Linked DNA regions of Mus musculus: region 2 is linked to region 1. The links are chromatin loops, found by intact Hi-C in ENCODE. Cell type or tissue: left cerebral cortex. All regions are shown on one strand. Links, peaks and the distances in the headings refer to the core of each region. The heading gives the core; the rest is flanking DNA. Region 1 has its middle 65 kb from the start of Trmt9b. Region 2 overlaps Gm35520 (a long non-coding RNA gene).

What was found. Hi-C counts contacts between places; a loop is a spot of excess contacts. Peaks named below come from ENCODE experiments on the same cell type or tissue, not always from the same donor. Only the 100,000 strongest peaks of a DNase experiment are listed, where the experiment ranks them.
Region 2: it touches region 1 in a loop (11-fold over the local background); 28 of 42 quality-filtered maps call a loop at or near these places.

Annotation. Positions count from the first base shown.
Region 1 is chr8:36,521,719-36,524,632 of GRCm38, forward strand. No RefSeq gene overlaps it. Among named protein-coding and RNA genes, the nearest start is that of Trmt9b, 65 kb to the left of the region's middle. In left cerebral cortex, for the core only: a CTCF peak has its summit at 1,406 (motif pointing left); a DNase peak (open chromatin) is centred at 1,357; H3K4me3 peaks cover 426 bases; H3K27ac peaks cover 192 bases.
Region 2 is chr8:36,200,743-36,203,656 of GRCm38, forward strand. It overlaps Gm35520 (a long non-coding RNA gene), which reads left to right. Exons shown (of 4, transcript XR_870363.2): 4 at 1,358-2,105. Among named protein-coding and RNA genes, the nearest start is that of Gm39165, 6.4 kb to the right of the region's middle. In left cerebral cortex, for the core only: a CTCF peak has its summit at 1,437 (motif pointing right); DNase peaks (open chromatin) are centred at 1,455 and 1,870.

The DNA of each region.
Region 1 (2,914 bases), core at 144-2,643:
GATGGATGGATGTGGAATAAGTTGCAGAACTGCCCAAATAAAAAATAAAAATAAAAACTCCCCTTCTTTACATGTTTGTTGAACAACTTATGAACATTCTATATAGGCAAGGGGCTTTTTAGAAACCTTTGAGGACTTAACGAGAGTCAAATTTAGTTCTCAGTCTTGACCAATTAAAAGCCAGCAAGATATGGGGCTGGAGAGTTGGTACAAAGGTTAAGAGCACCAATTACTCTTCCAGAGAACCTTAGTTTGATTATCAGCATCCACATGGTGGCTCATAATCGTGTGTAACTCTGGTTCTAGAGTATCCCACACCCTCTTCAGGTACCTGGCACCTATGGGGTGCACATATGTGCATGTAGACAAAACACTCATATCGTAAGGTTAACAATTTAAATTTGAAAAAGAAGAAGAAGAAGAAAAGAAGGAGAAGGAGGAGGAGGAGGAGGAGGAGGAGGAGGAGGAGGAGGAGGAGGAGAAGGAGAAGGAGAAGGAGAAGGAGAAGGAGAAGGAGAAGAAGAAGAAGAAGAAGAAGAAGAAGAAGAAGAAAAGAAGAAGAAGAAGAAGAAGAAGAAGAAGAAGAAGAAGAAGAAGAAGAAGAAGAAAAGAAGAAGAAGAAGAAGAAGAAGAAGAAGAAGAAGAAGAAGAAGAAGAAGAAGAAGAAGAAGAAGAAGAAGAAGAAGAAGAAGAAGAAGAAGAAAGACTAGTTAGTCCCTTAAGGACAACGTCAGTAGACGGAAGGCAAGGAGTTGGAACAGTTCTTAAAGGATTCTGGGAGACTCTGAGTCATTTGTTGATGGCAACAATGGTATCTTTCATTATGCCGGCTCTAGAGATCAGAAATCTTTATAGTACCATGTATTTCTGAGGGTAGCTGTCACTGATAGATCTGTATAGACAAACGCTGAGACTCTCAAAGGCTACACCACTTCTATGGACAGTGAAGGCTTTGTCCTGAACCGTTATTACAAAACCCACAAGAAGGTGGTTTTGCAGGGGACAGAAAAAGGCAAAGACACCCGAGAAACAGATTGCAGCTTGATTCTCATGATTATGACCACCAGGGTGATAGATTCAGGCCTTCCCTGCTTGTTGTACGCGTTTATTTTCTTCACTGTTAGAGAGGCATTGGGATATTCTGGACAGGTGCTTATAAACACTCTCTGGATAAGAGAGCAGCTGGCATTTGGAAGGGAAGGAAGCCAAGGGGGAGACACAGCGGTGGGAGCTCGGTATATTTAGTATATTTAGAAGTAGAAATAAGACTATGTGAGACTAAAAGAACGCGGAGCCTAATTAAGAGAGCGGTTGGAGAAGAGGAAAACTGGCGGAACCGGTTTTATCCTAGACAAGATCGGCGGGAGGTACGCGTGGGAACTCTGAAATGTGGAGAGAGACTGCCCTCTTCTGGACAACTGAAAGCTTCCTTTGAAGCCCTGGACTGATCAAAATGTTGTTAACTAAAGGTGAATGAATCCACCTTCACTAGGTCTTTCAAATAAAAGGTAACTAATAAGTGGGTGCCCAGGTAGGAATTCAAGCGGACCCCCCCCCAAAAGGTCTATAAAGACAGGCTGATGTATCTTCAATGTGGATCACTGAGAAGTCAAGCGATTTGGGAATAGAATGCCACTTAGTTGAACCCATGTACTTCTGGACGCCTGTGACACTTCTGCTCGGCTGGCTGTGAGTCACTGAGAAAGTCACCTGCATTAGAAGCCTTTCCTTGGCTCTCCTTTCAGTATGGAAACAGACCTCAGTGCTAGTTACAAAGAGATGCGACGCAAAGTCAGGACAAGCAACCACGCTAGTTAACTAGTTACGCTGATAGATATGTCCATGACCTTACTTTGACCTTTGCAAAATGCACATATAACACGTACCCCATAGATGTGCATGATTATGTATCAACAAAATAAAAAATAAAAGGGAAAAAGAATCATAAATAGCAGCAGCAAGCACCACAAAAAGACTGAGAACCTTAATACACGCCAGTGAACAGGATGCACCTGGGACTCTGCAGTTCAGACCTTCCACATCTGAATCCTTTTAAACATGTAGTCCTGTGAAGGGACTCCTCTGTGTGCAGAGGCAAGCCTCCATAGCTCTCCACAGAGAGACTACTCTCCCTGCCTGTGCCTCGCCGCACGTCTTCTCAAGAGACAACCAGTACTGTGTCCACGCAAACACCCAAGTGTCTCCTGAACATATCATGCCTGGAAGGTTTTGCACAACGACCTGCCAAGGGATCTAGGGTCCAGCTACCCACAGTGTGTTTTACAGACAGCATGAACCTCATCCGGGACCCTAGAAGCACAATGCCCTAGGGTTTCTATTGCTGTGATGAAACACAATGAGCAAAAACCAAGTTGGGGAGGAAAGGGCTAATTTGGCTTACACATCTACATTATAGTCCATCATTGAAGAAAGCCAGGACAAGAACTCAAAGGGGCCAGGCGTGGTGGCACATGCCTTTAATCCCAGCTCTCGGGAGGCAGAGGCAGGTGGATTTCTGAGTTCAAGGCCAGCCTGGTCTACAGAGTGAGTTCCAGGACAGCCAGGGCTATACAGAGAAACCCTGTCTCAGAAAGAAAGAAAGAAAGAAAGAAAGAAAGAAAGAAAGAAAGAAAGAAAGAAAGAAAGAAAGAAAGAAAGAAAGAAAGGAAGGAAGGAAGAAAGAAAGAAAAGAAAAGAAAAGAAAAGAAAAGAAAAGAAAAGAAAAGAAAAGAAAAGAAAAGAAAAGAAAAGAAAAGAAAAGAAAAGAAAAGAAAAGAGAATTCAAAGGGGTCAGGAACCTAGAGGCAGGAGCTGACACAGAGGCCATGAAGGGGTGTTGCCTGACTGGCTTGCTCCCCATGGCTTGCTCAACCTGCTTTCTTATAGAACTCAGAACCACCAGCCCAGGGATTGC
Region 2 (2,914 bases), core at 295-2,794, 320 kb before region 1:
GTTTACCACTAATGGGATTGGCTCACAGGGAGGGGGGAGGAATGAGAGGACTAAGTGCCTGGTGCTTTTTATGAATCTGTTGTTAGCCAAAGTAGCTGCTGATGTTTGAAGCTATGTTAAAAGAAACAATGTAACAAAGACAAACCATCAGTGCATCTGGTCCTGGAAAGCAGCTCAGTAGGAGAGTCACCTGGTCCTCCCTCGCATCCACAGGGCTAGTTTTTGTTTGTTTGTTTGCTTTTTAATTTAACAGAGAAGTGAGATTATTCTTTTCATTAATTATTCACTTTACATCCAGATCGCAGCCCCCTCTCCTGCCCCCCACAGCCCCTTCTCAGTGAAGGAGAAGAGGCCCTCCTCCTCTGTAACTAACCGATCCTGCCTCATCAAATCACTGCAGAATTAGGTACATCCCCTCCCACTGAGGCCAGACAAAGTGGCTCAGTTAGGGAAATGGGATCCGCAGGCATGCAGAAGTCAGGATAAGCCCCGGCTCCAGTTGTTGGGGGACCTGCATGAAGACTGAGCTGCACATCTGCTACATATGTGTGAGGGGGCCCAGGTCCAGCCCATGCTTGCTCTTTGGTTGGTGGTTCAGTTTCTGGGAGCCCCCAAGGGTCCAGCATAGTTGACTCTGTTGGTCTTCCTGTAAAGTCCCCCAATCCTTTCCTCAACTCCTCCACAAGACTCCCCCAGCTCCCTAATGTTTGGCTATGGGTCTCTGTTTCTGTTTGCATTAGCTTCTGGGTGGAGCCTCTCAGAGGACAGCTATTCTAGCCTCCCATCTGCAAGCATAACAGTATCATTTATCATGTCAGGGACTGGTTTTGGTCCATGGGATGGGTCTCAAGTTGGGCCAGTTATTTGTTGGCCATTCCCTCAGTCTCTGCTCCATCTTTGTCCCTGCATGTCACGTAAACAGGACACATTTTGAGTTAAAGGCTTTGTGGGTGGGTTGCTGTCCTTATTCTTCCAGTGGTCGTCTTACCTGGCTACAAGAAATGGCCACTTGAGGCTCGAGATCCTAGTTTTGTTGTTGTTGTTGTTGTTGTTGTTTTGTTTGTTTGTCATTGCATTTAAATTCCTTCTTTTCCTTCTTTTTTTTTCATTTAAGGCAAGAAAGGAAACTCAAGTGTAAATATGGAAAAGCAAATATTGTAGATTTGTTTATCTGTTTAGACAGTATCTCCATGAAGCCGGTACTACGTAGCTTAACATTCACTATGGAGCCAAAGTAGCCCTTGAACTCCCAGAGATCTTCCTACCTCTTTCTCCCAGGTGATGACATTAAATGTATAAGCCACCATACCCTGCATCTCCCTATTTCTTTCACTTTTTTTTTCTTTTTTTTCTATAGCTATACAGGAATGCAAGCTTGACTGAAAATTTTCTTCAGTATTTTAATCTGCAGTTGATCATCACGGCCAGTAGATGGTGCTTGTGTCCCTACAAGGAAAATTCTGGGCAGCATTAAATACGAGAAATTTTTAGAAATCTGGGAATTTAATGAATCTCCAACTGAACCCAGTAGAGAAATTAAGAATAGTTATTTCTTGAAACAATTTTATGACACCAGAAAAAATATCTCCACAAGTTCCTCTTTCTTCACAGGAAAACACAATGCCTGATGTCTGTCTAAACATCCCACATTTGAACTCTAAATTTATATTTAATATCATGGACATGTGGTTTCAGTAAGGACACTGTGGATGATGCCCAGCTCAGACACAGAACTTGGAGGCTTTGAGCTGGATCTAATCTGAAGGCTGGCTTTCAGAGTCCTGGAAGGTATATTGCAAACTGCTAAGGCAAGCAGACAGCCAATAATCCTACACAGCTGTTACTGACACCCACGAACCGCAACAGTGACCAGCACAGCAAGATGTCCCTACAGCTCATGGAACAACAGTGTGCATGTTCCTCAAAGATCTCAAAATAGATCTACTATATTATCCAGCTATACCACTCTTGGGTGTATACCCAAGGACTGTATGTTCTACTACAGCGAGTCTGCTACCTGCTCATTCATATTCATGGTTGCTCTATGTATAATGGCCAGTAAATGGAAGCAGCCAAGATGTCCATAATAAAATGTGGTCTATTTACATAATGGCATATTTCTCAGCTGTTAAGAAAAAAGAGGGAATTCTAAGCAAATGAACTGGAAACAATTCTTCTGAGTGCTGTCGTTTTAGACACAGAGACCTCCGGAACTTATGATTCCATGACATCACTTATGAAGTCTTGGTTCAGCCCCACCTTTCTTTCTTTCTCTTTTTATTAGATACTTTCTTTATTTACATTTCAAATATTATCCCCTTTCCTTGTTTCCCTCCGAAAACCCACCCTTCCACCCACTCCCACTTCCTGGTCCTAGCGTTCCCCTACACTGGAGAATCAAGCCTTCACAGGATCAAGGACATCTCCTCCCATTGATGACCAACAAGGCCATCCTCTGCTACATAAGCAGCTGGAGCCATGGGTCCCTCCATGTGTACTCTTTGGTTGGTTGTTTAGTCCCTGGGAGCTCTGGGGGGGGTATTGTTGTTCATATTGTTGTTCCTCTTATGGGGCTGCAAACACCTTCAGCTCCTTGGGTACTTTCTCTAGCTCCTCCATTGGGGACCCTGTACTCAATCCAATGGATAGCTGTGAGCATCTACCTCTGTATTTGTCAGGCACTGGCAGAGCCTCTCAGAAGACAGCTATATCAGGCTCCTGTCAGCAAGCACCTTTTAGCATCCACACTAGTGTCTGGGTTTGGTGACTGTATAGTGGATGGATCCCCAGGTGAGGCAGTCTCCGGATGGCCTTTCCTTCAGTCCCTACTCCACACTTTGTCTCTATATCTCTTCCCATGGGTGTTTTGCTCCCCCTTCTAAGAAGGACTGAAGCATCCACACTTTGGTCTTCC